2 separate regions of the Homo sapiens genome follow, and region 2 is linked to region 1. A link is a loop called in an ENCODE intact Hi-C map of the cell type or tissue named here. Cell type or tissue: HepG2. All regions are shown on one strand. Links, peaks and the distances in the headings refer to the core of each region. The heading gives the core; the rest is flanking DNA. Region 1 has its middle 240 kb from the start of GPAT3. Region 2 has its middle 310 kb from the start of GPAT3.

The links. A loop is a pair of places that touch in the nucleus more often than their neighbours do. Peaks named below come from ENCODE experiments on the same cell type or tissue, not always from the same donor. Only the 100,000 strongest peaks of a DNase experiment are listed, where the experiment ranks them.
Region 2: it touches region 1 in a loop (2.5-fold over the local background); 17 of 110 quality-filtered maps call a loop at or near these places.

The regions. Positions count from the first base shown.
Region 1 is chr4:83,768,832-83,774,216 of GRCh38, forward strand. No RefSeq gene overlaps it. Among named protein-coding and RNA genes, the nearest start is that of GPAT3, 240 kb to the left of the region's middle. In HepG2, for the core only: a CTCF peak has its summit at 2,478 (motif pointing right); no DNase peak of the experiment used is centred there.
Region 2 is chr4:83,847,982-83,853,366 of GRCh38, forward strand. No RefSeq gene overlaps it. Among named protein-coding and RNA genes, the nearest start is that of GPAT3, 310 kb to the left of the region's middle. RefSeq lists enhancers at 1,871-2,482, 2,483-3,094. In HepG2, for the core only: no CTCF peak of the experiment used is centred there; a DNase peak (open chromatin) is centred at 3,400; H3K4me3 peaks cover 1,063 bases.

The DNA of each region.
Region 1 (5,385 bases), core at 169-5,168:
CGATACTGTATATTAATATATATGATTTTCCTACCTACTTTTGATCAGGTTTATAGTAAAATAAAGTAACTTCATTATATACTTTGGAAAATGATGCTAGAGTAATAACCAACGTGTTGGCATTTGAAGCCAGTGATGTACAGCTTATAAGTATCTATTAGGAGATAGTTTGTTTTTTAAAAAATGTCTTTAAGATTAGACTTAGAGGTGGCAGCCCTCATCTATTCAGCTGGGCTACACCACAAATGAAACTCTAGGGAATGGAACCTATTTTAGATTCGGTTGCAGGAAACATTTTTTTTTTTTTCCCGAGATGTGTCAAATTACGTGCGGAAGTTTCTAGCTTAATCTTTCAAAAGAGAGTGTGCCTCCTCCCCACCCCCAATCACATCACCTCTTACCTTAATTTACTAAAGATAACTTACTCTCTATCAACCACCTATATGTCTTGTGAGTCATATTGATCTCAGACATGTGATGCAGTCCTTGGCTAAGATAAAACTGCTTTAATGGTATCCTTCCCCCTTCTGTGTATTTCTAAAGATACTTAAGCATGCAGAGGACACCACAGGCCCCTTTCCCCATCAGGAAAGCGTGTCTAGGCAGCTTACAATAAAGGACAAGTCTTCCCACAGCCTCATCAATACCTTGATAGCTCCGGGCTAATGGAATCTTGTGACTTTCGGTTCTCATTGATAAGAGGTCCTGATGTAGACATTGATGAGTGGGACATTCTCTGTTCGGATACACATCTTACAGCTTGCTCCATAGAACATATTTTCAGGAGGAGGTCAAAACTACCACATTTCTGGCTGTAGCTCTTTCTTTAAGTTGGAGAGAAAATAATTTATTTTGTTTTGTGATCATATGCAGTTTTTTCCCTCATTCTCATTCTGCTATAAAATTAGAGGGAGATTTCCCCAAACCTAGAAAAAAATGTTATTCTTAAGTGGAAAATGTTGACATTTGCTCCATATCCATTTCTTTAAAGATTTAAGTAGCTTAGATTTTCTTTTAATTCTAGTGGCTAACATTAGTAGCAGTTACTACACGTGAAGTGCATTACTAGGCAGTTTACATACATTACCTCACTTAGTCCTCCCAACAACCAGATGGGATCAGGTGGGAACTAATATTATCCACATTTTGTGGATGTGAGTTGAGGATTGGGAGGATTAAATATCTAGTTCAAGATCAGCTGCCTAGTAGGTGGTGGATGGGGATTCAAATCCAACGGTGACTCCAGTGCTTCTGCCACTCACCCTTTGAGTGTGCTGACTTCCGGGGGTGTTCTGTTCTCAGGTGGGTGTTTAGTCTTAATTAATGTTGTGTTCTGGCAATAGCAAGCTGATTTCTCTACTGATTCTTTTCGTGGGGCTGGAGGGGTGTTCCTACTCCATTTATATTAAGAACTCTAATTAGAAAAGACAACATTAAGCCTTGATCTGACCTTGTGGCATTACAAAAATGGCTAAAGTATATAACCAAGTGACTGGCAAAACTTGATCTCACAACTCCATGTTGGAATGGTCTTAATACAGGAGTTTCAAATAATATCATTTCTGTTTTTTAAAATGATTTTGCCTTACAGAAAGCTACACATATTTACCCCTCAAGATCATGGGCTTTCTCATTTATGACAACTCTACCTCCTGATTTCTGACAATACTCAATGACTTAAATTCTTTTGGTCAATTTGAAATTACTTATTTATCTCACCGGCCAGAAAAAACAGAATGTGTTGAGGCACTATGGAGATAGTATTTGGAAAGCTGAATGTGGATTTCACATGTAAGGAGGGGGCCAGTGAAGATCACTGGAAGGACGTTTGGAAATGAGGGAAAGACCTTTGTAAAATACTACCGGGGACTTTGAGAGATAGAAACTTTGACTACTTGCTTTTTGTCATGGTTTGCTTGAACTCTTTCTCTAGGATCCTGTTAATTCATTTGTTTATTAATAGGTTAGGTTCCTAAAGATGTTCAGAAGTACCAAGTGACTGTCGCCACTGCTGTTGGTGGTGGGAACAGCTGGCACATTGTTCACCTTGGCGTGTAGTTACGCTCCTCTCTGTAAAAGTTTCTAAGTAAAGGAGCTTCTGCAATGACTGGTTTCCGTTGACAGGGTATCAGCATAGAAGGCATTTGATAAGGCTGTTTCATGTCAAAGAAGCTTCCCACCCTGTTATTTTATTTAAAGAACACTCTTGACCATTTGCTAACAATAGTTTTTTTCTAGAAGCTTCTATAGAATAGATGATTGATCAACAGCTACTTAATAAACATCCTTTAACAGAAAAAATGGCTTAGATTCCTAAAAATGGGTACCTTTGGGGAATAAAAACATCACTTATAGGAAATGTGGAAAAAAGTTCTGAAAGAGAATTTTGAGGGAGACATTCATGGGAAAGGCTGTTTGAGTTAGCTGCCCTTGGGAAGCCAGGAGCTGCCGTCAGGCCTCATTATCACCACTGGGTGTCACTCCAGGCAGCCCCTTAGCAGCCGTCTAGTCAAGGTTAAAATACTGCTAAGGGAACACAGCAAAACAAACCAAAGGAAAATAATGAGAGAAACAAAAAAAGGGCCTAAGTCTCTCAACATGTATCAGGATTTTGAATGAGGCAGAAGAAAAGCACAATGCTAAAAAGTGACATCAGGTGGCATTGTGTTTTGGGATGAAGCTAGGAAATTTTACAAATTCAGCCTTTTTCTTTTTTTTTTTTTAAATTTAGAGGATATGCCATATCACTCAGTTCACTGAGGTGAGAGCACCATTAGACCAAAGCCCAGCCAGATTTTTAACAGCATGATATTAATATTTTTAAGGATTTTGATCCATGTGGCCTAATTGGTTTCTAGAAAGGTCATACCATTTTACAATAAGAGGGAAGAATTTTTCCCCCCTCTGTTTACTTGCAGGATCAGCAGTATACATGGGCGGATTATCCCGAAAGACCTATGTTCTTGTCTCAGCCTTTCATTATAGCCACATAAGAGCAAGCGATGGGTGGCTAAGGTAGTGGTTCTCAACCTTGGCTGTGCATTAGAATCACTTGGGGAGCCCTTTGATATCCCTTGGCTTTCCTCTCTACCTATTTTATCTGAGAATTTGTGGCTGATCCCATTTACATTTAGACCCTTGCTCTCTATCCCTCTGTGATCCAACTCCAGTGTGCAAGGTACAGCCTGGGGGTAGTGAGATTAAGAAACAGAGAAGAAGAAGAAATTAGGTAGTGATTTCTTCTTCCATTTCCTTCCTCACAACAGATTCCCACAGATTGAGAGGTGGACTTGGTAGTAGGGTCGTCAGCCACAATTCCATCTTATTTCCCCAAAGGGCTCTCATGTTCCTCACCCACACCATCAGTCCCAGCTCCTATTTTTTTCTGATGCTTACAGAAGTTCACCATTTCTCTCTATAAAGATCTTCATCTTTTTTTGGAAAAGTGTAAGTAACGAAAATGAAGGAAGATACTTTCTCTTATTATAACACATCTAGTTTTAGAAGATTTCAAAAATATTAAAAAAGGAAAGAAGAAAACATTTCCTGGTATTAAGGTAATATTGATATCAGGTACTTCAACTTTTTCCTCATTTGTGTGATTATCATTTCTTTGTCATCAAAAAATCTTCAAAACATGATTTTTAATGGCTGCCTTATATTCATTGAACTGATGCACTGTAATTTAAGTATTTGTCCACTGCTGGACATTTAAGTTGCTTCAAATGTCCCCCTATTATACATGACAAGTGTAATTGTTATCTATTGCTGTGTAACTAATCATTATAAAATGTAGTGACTTACAAGGACAAGCACTTGTTATCTCATAGTTTCTGTGGTTCAGGAACCTGGATGGGCTTAGCTGGGTGCCTCTGGCTCAGGATCTTGGCCCTAGAATCTTGAGGTATCCACCAGGGCTGCAGTCTTATCAAGGCTCTACTTCAGGAAGATCCATATGAGCTCATCCTCATGGCTGTTGGCAGGCCTCTGGCCCTCACTTGTCATTGGTTGGAGACTTCGCTTCTTTGCCATTTGAGCCTCTCCACAGGACAGCTCACAGCATGGCAGCTGGCTTCTCTCAGAGTAAATGAACCAGTGAGAGACAGTGAGAAAGAGCACCCGAGACAGAAGGCAAAGACTTTTTGTAACCTAATCTGGGAAGTGACAGCCCATCACCTCTGTCATAATCTATTTACTAAATCCAGCCCACACTCAAAGGGAGGCAATTACCCAAGCAGGTGAATGCCAGGCATCGTTGGGAGCCATCTTAGAGTTGGCCTCATAGTAAGAGAGTGAACATCCTGTGCTGCCTTGAATATGATTACTACTGGACATGTATTATTAGAACTTTGTTTCCAACTTTTTGTTAATATGATTGCTGCAAAGAAGTTTTTTTTATGTTATTGAATGTTTTACATTACTAACATTTTTACAAAGTTTATTGAACATTTTAAAAGGGTGCACAGCATTCTGAGTGACAACCTTGATAAGGTTTCTAGCCATATAATATTTATATTTGTAAGAAATTTGATACATATTGCTTAATTGCTTTCCAGAGAGGTTGTACTATTTTATACTAAATGAGAAACATTTTCCCCCATCTGCTTCCTTGCAGTATCTGCAGGATATATTTCTCAGTAAACTTCAAAATACCTGTGCACTTGCTTCAGGGCCAGAAGGCAAGAAAACAGGCTGGATTTAGTTTTGTATTAGGTTAAGAAAGGTGAGAAACACAATTAGGATAGAGAGTTGAGAGAATCACTTTTTGCAAAGTGAGAAAAAAAATGAAGTAGTCTTAAAACTTACTCTGGGTCTCATGTGTGAGTCTCTGGGGTGGTGTGGGTCCCCACGTATTTTATACTGGCAGAAATCTCCAGTACTTGAAATTTTTAATTTCAGTTCCTTTGGGACCCATGTGAATATTTCCTGCTTTTGGCCTGCCTTTCCCCTTGTCACTCCACTGTATTTGAAGGTACAAATGGAGAGGAGGCTCTGAAAACAGAAATCCTGACAGCCACTGTCCAGCAGACAGAAGGAAATGAGCAACTCACAATTCAACTACAGTAGGAGCCATGTATTTCTAGAGTTTCACGTTGGCATTTGTCTCACTTAGGAATGCTTTTGGCTGCATGTAACAGATAACAGAAAACCTGACACTGATTTTTGTGATGCAGTCATTTAATAACACACTTAAAAAGAAGACAGAGTTATTTGGTTGCTGGAGTTGTTGGTCTGGCTACTCTCCAATGTTATAATGAAGCCCAGCTCCTTCCATCCTTCTGCTCTGCCATTCTTGGGTATTTTTGGCCTTCTGCTTGTTGTCTCCTGGTCACAAGAAGGTTATCATAGCTTCAGGTATCGTGTCTGAATCCAAAACAAGAAGGG
Region 2 (5,385 bases), core at 292-5,291, 79 kb after region 1:
TCAATGGAATCTAAATACTGATTGGATATCAACCATCACCTATTTAAAGATACACAAACAAACTCTCCTTTAACAGACTGAACGTTTACATCATTTATTTATTTTTCTTTTGAAGTCATTTTCCATACCACTTTCCCCAGTGAATTTTATCTTTATGTAATACATTTTATGCATGAAGGTGTTATGGACCATTATATCATGATTCTCTGCTACAAAATATGTATATACAGTGATATTTTAATTAAATTTTTTCTTCTAGCCATCAAGCTATAAATTTTAAAATACTGACTGAATTATTTTTATGACTATTAATAGTACCAATTGGTCAAAATAACATAAACATATTATGTATTTTGATAAATAATTTAAAAAGACAAATTTTTATTGAAACTGCATCTCCTATAAGATGGCTGGGACTATATATATTTTTTTAGTTCAATTAAATTTTATTTCAATTGAATTGTGGATACCCCCGTATTGCTAGAATGAGACAAGGGTTCAGTATAATTTCTATTCCTAGTTTTAATTTTCATAAATAAAAACACTAAAATTTTCTTTAGTAAATAAGATGAGAAGGAAAAAAGTTTTGTTATAGCAAGATTTCTCAATCGTCTAAAATCCTGATGTATACCCAACCTAATAATAAAAAATTACTTTTAATGATCCATTAACTGTCAATTCAATTAAATCTTTCTTCAATGTGGCTGAGAGAGAAGTATTGGAAATTTAGTGACAGGCACAAATGGTTTCCAGTTCTGTTTGGCATCCTTGAGGTCTTTATGCCCTTGGGCCATGCACTTTTGGTAAGATTAGAAAAGAAACACGTATTTTTTTTTTTTTTGTAAGAAGGGAGAAATAAAAGAGAAAGTGAGAAATAAGAGTTTGTTCCTTTTCAATGAGATTTCTCTCAGGTAACGTTAGTTTTAGGAAAAACTATACATAAAAGTTGAGGATCTGGAAGTTGACTTACTTAAAACCTCCCTTGACATATCTTTTGGAAAGTCCTTGTATATTACTGGAGGCACCCGTATTCCAGACCACTGGTGTATTTGACCTCCTGTAGAAAGAACACGTTCAAAACCAGGTCACCAGATAGGTGCAAAGCCAAAGGCAAGGAATAACAGCACAGAAGGAGTAGTCACAAAACCAGGCAAGATGAGAGTGAGGAGGAGGGGACACACCAGCCAGGGAGAAATACCTGAAGGCCTTTCACACTGAGAGAGTTGTGGACTTTTTATGTGGTCCTGTACAGGCTTCCCGAAGTGGACCAGGTTCATTGAAAATGGCCAGAAAAACACAAGATCACCATAAGGTGCAATTTATCAAGTCTTCTTAGTATATTACATCACTATCATTTATTTATATGCCTACTGTATATGTCAAGATCTAAGATGGCCAAGAATAAGATGATATCCTGGTCAAGACCACAGGCTTTACAGGCAGAGCACTTTACTTATTTGTTTGTTTTTTTATTTTGAGACGGACTTTAACTCTTGTTGCCCAGGCTGGAGTGCAATGGCGCCATCTCGGCTCACTGCAACCTCTGCCTCCTGGGTTTAAGGAATTCTCCTGCCTCAGCCTCCCGAGTAGCTGGGATTACAGTTGCCTGCCACCATGCCTGGTTAATTTTTCGTAGAGATGGGGCTTCACCATGTTGGCCAGGCTGGTCTCGAACTCCCAGCCTCAGGTGATCCACCCACCTCAGCCTCCCGAAGTGCTGAGATTACAAGTGTGAGACACTACACCCGCCCTCCTTAATTTGAATCCCAATTGCAACTAGTTCATGAACTCAGGCAAGTTTCTTAACTGTTTTAACTATCACCTTGTCATGTCTTCTAATAATTGTACCTAGCCCAGGTGGTTATAGTAAGAATTAAATACAATAAGTAAAGCTATGAACACAATGCCAGGTCATTCAACATTTATTCAACCAAAAATACTAAGTCAGCTCTATACAAACTAATGGAAGGATACAGCTATGCAAATATAGAAGAACACTAAAGTGTTACATGACAGATGTATGAGGTAGGTATTATTTTCATGCGCGTCCGTGTGAAGAGACCACCAAACAGGCTTTGTGTGAGCAACATGGCTGTTTATTTCACCTGGGTGCAGGCGGGCTGAGTCTGAAAAGAGAGTCAGCGAAGGGAGATAAGGGTGGGGCCGTTTTATAGGATTTGGGTAGGTAAAGGAAAATTACAGTCAAAGGGGATTTGTTCTCTGGTGGGTAGGAGTGGGGGTCGCAAGGTGCTCAGTGGGCAGGAGTGGGGGTCGCAAGGTGCTCAGTGGGGGAGCTTTTTGAGCCAGGATGAGCCAGGAAAAGGACTTTCACAAGGTAATGTCATCAGTTAAGGCAAGGACTGGCCATTTACACTTCTTTTGTGGTGGAATGTCATCAGTTAAGGTGGGGCAGGGCATATTCACTTCTTTTGTGATTCTTCAGTTACTTCAGGCCATCTGGGCCTATACGTGCAAGTCACAGGGGATGCGATGGCTTGGCTTGGGCTCAGAGGCCTGACAATTATTAATCCCATTTTACAGGTGGGGAAGAGGAGGTTACAGGAATTTGAGCTATGTGCTTATGGTTACCAGCCAGTAAGTGACAGAGCACAGACTTGACTCAGAACGTTGGACTCCTTGTAGCCTCTTCAAGTGTGTAGTGACAGCACACTGCTGGGTCCCGTAGACTAAAATATTATGCATCATTCCAGCTGAGAGAACAGTTCTGGACGTACATTCACCACTGACTGCCTGCAGCCAAGCCTTTTGGTTCCTGGCCTCTAAATGTCTCGTCAGCTCTGTGGGCCAGGGAGAACATCCTCCTAAGCATGAAGGGCATTCCAAGGTCAACAAAGCACTTCAGGCTCCATAAAGAAAGCAGCTATATAAATGGGGGTTCTTGTTAAGATAATAAAGCTCAAAAGGCCACTTTTAAAAAGAGAGGTCACCTGGAGGGTTACCAGGAAAAGCCAGATGCCCCAGATGTGCTATTTAACCTCCAGTTTTTATAAAATATACACATACTATAGGAATGTATGTTTAATTATTTTACTTTTAGAAAATGATGACTCTAACATTGTTTAAATAAATTAACTCAATTCCTATTATTAGAAGCAAAGTGTCTTGCATTTTACAGGTGCTGAGTCTGGTAGGAATGGATTAACCAGAGGCTCATTAAATGTATCACCACTGTTGGCCAAACCATATAAACTCTTTGGAGTATGAGATGGTTCCAACCGTCTACTGTTGTGCATTAATAGTGGAGAGTGCCTCAGTGTATTTCCTTGTTTTGAATAAATTGTGGTATTAAATTCACAGCCTTCCTTCATCAGAAAGGGAAAATGATTTGACCTTCACATTCTTCAGAGCTGAACTCAAACTTTGGAGGCACACTTCAAAGCTCTGTAAATAATATGAGTAACACTTTGGACCCTTCTGGGGTGGGAGGGAAATTCCCTTTCTGAAGAACACCCAAGTCTTTAAAAAGAAATGGTCAGGTTTAAATATCTCACTATTTTTCTTGTTTGAGACTCCATGCTGAGGATTTTATTTTCCTTTGCAAAGCTTATGCTGCCCAAGCTGCTTTCTCAGAGGTCGGCTGGCGTTGGTGCTCAGGGCCTGCTTGCAGATTTCGCTGGAACAAGTTTATTTGTAGTATAGCCCGGGGCGGGTTGAAGATTCCATTATGATGCGGGAGGCTCCCCTAGTTTGGAATATCAATGGCACTTCAAAGGGCTGGAGCTGTGAATTAGCAGCCAGGCTTCTTCTCAGGCCCTAGAATAGAATAAAATAACACGAAGAGATGTGTTTCAAGATAGAAAGAGTGGAGTATTTTCTTCTAGGGCTCTAATTGTAAAGTGGGCACTCCAAGTCTTCATGGATATCCTGGCGTCTCTCAGGGCACCGGAGGCTGTCATGGATTTTGCAGAAACCCCTCAGATCTCCCCGACTGAAATCTTAAACACAGTGCTGGGCACTTCCCATTCTGCCAAGTTCTCCAGCTTCCTTGATGTTAACCCCTACTGAGCCTTGGAAAAAGGGTAACTCAAAGCTGTTTAGCCTAATTTATTTATTGCCAAAAGGCCAAACACCATATTAATTTCAAGGTTTCTCAAGTATTCTATTTTCCTAAAACTTCACCTTCTTGTCTTCTCCTCCTCTGTCTGCCCTACGGTGAAAATAGGGGAGAAAGGAAGTTAGGGTTTTTTCCTCATGTCTCTAATGTGAATCAGCAACAGTCTGGCTACAGTCAGGCAAACAAAACAAAAGAAAACTGAAGACTGAGCCCTCTCATCATTTTGCTATGTGATTATGTTTAAGTAGCTCCAGGAGGACAATCAATTTAACTTAGAATATACTGAAGATTTACAGCTCTAGGAATTGCCACTCTGTGCTTATGCTTCTCTCTCCAATTGTATTTTTTTTAAATGAAAAATATGCATAGTAGTAAGGCCCCAGATTGCATGAGTACAGGTATAGATCTGTGCCTGGCTAATTGTCATGGTCATGGTTATTCACCCAGTCCTGGTGATTTTCTAATGCCTTGAACATAGTTTTGGCTGCTCCGACTCCTCTTCTTTAGGAAAGGTCTACACTTCCAAAAGCAAGATAGGAAAGGGGAAAGTACTCTGAACTGGGACTGGGGGTGATCACCTGACCTCACTGGTCCGTGATTTTTCTCATCCACCCCCCATCCCCCCCACTACACACCTCCTGGCTTTCTGTTGACTGGAGTTCAGTGGTGTACCCACAATAGACTTGATGACCCTTTAAAAATGGGGTTGTCTCTGGTTTTCATTCATTTATGCTGTCTGGCTCTTTCTGCAGGGATTTTGATTTGCAGCCTCTGGCCCAGAATCTCCCCTCTAGGCCTTCACCCTATGGGTTTGCCTGGAATATTCTTTCTCTCTGTTTACTTGGTTGACTTTACAAAGATTTTTTTGTTTGACCAAACTTTAGTTAGCTTCTTGAAACTTCTCCTAGGCCCATCTGTGCACTTTCTTGTAAAATCCAGCTTTAGCAAAGAACGCTGCTAAGTCAGTTTAGTGAGAATCCTCCATCTTCAATATCGGATCCCCTTGCTATCTTATTGGGTTCTTCAACCTCCATCATCTCCCGGGTGACATCTGATTGCCCTGGTCTTTCTTCAGCAAGAATCCTATTAGGTCAGTTTAGCCAGAACATACCTCACGCCTGATGTTTTCTCTTAGTAATTTTCTGTCCACTAAGCCCCACCCTGCTTCTTGGTCATAAATTACCATTTGTCCATGCTGTATTTGAAGTTGAATCCAATCTCTCTTCGCCACTGCAAAATCCCATTGCCACGGTCCCTATATCTATTGCCAGGGTCCTGATAAAGTCTGCCCTACTATGCTTTAACAAATA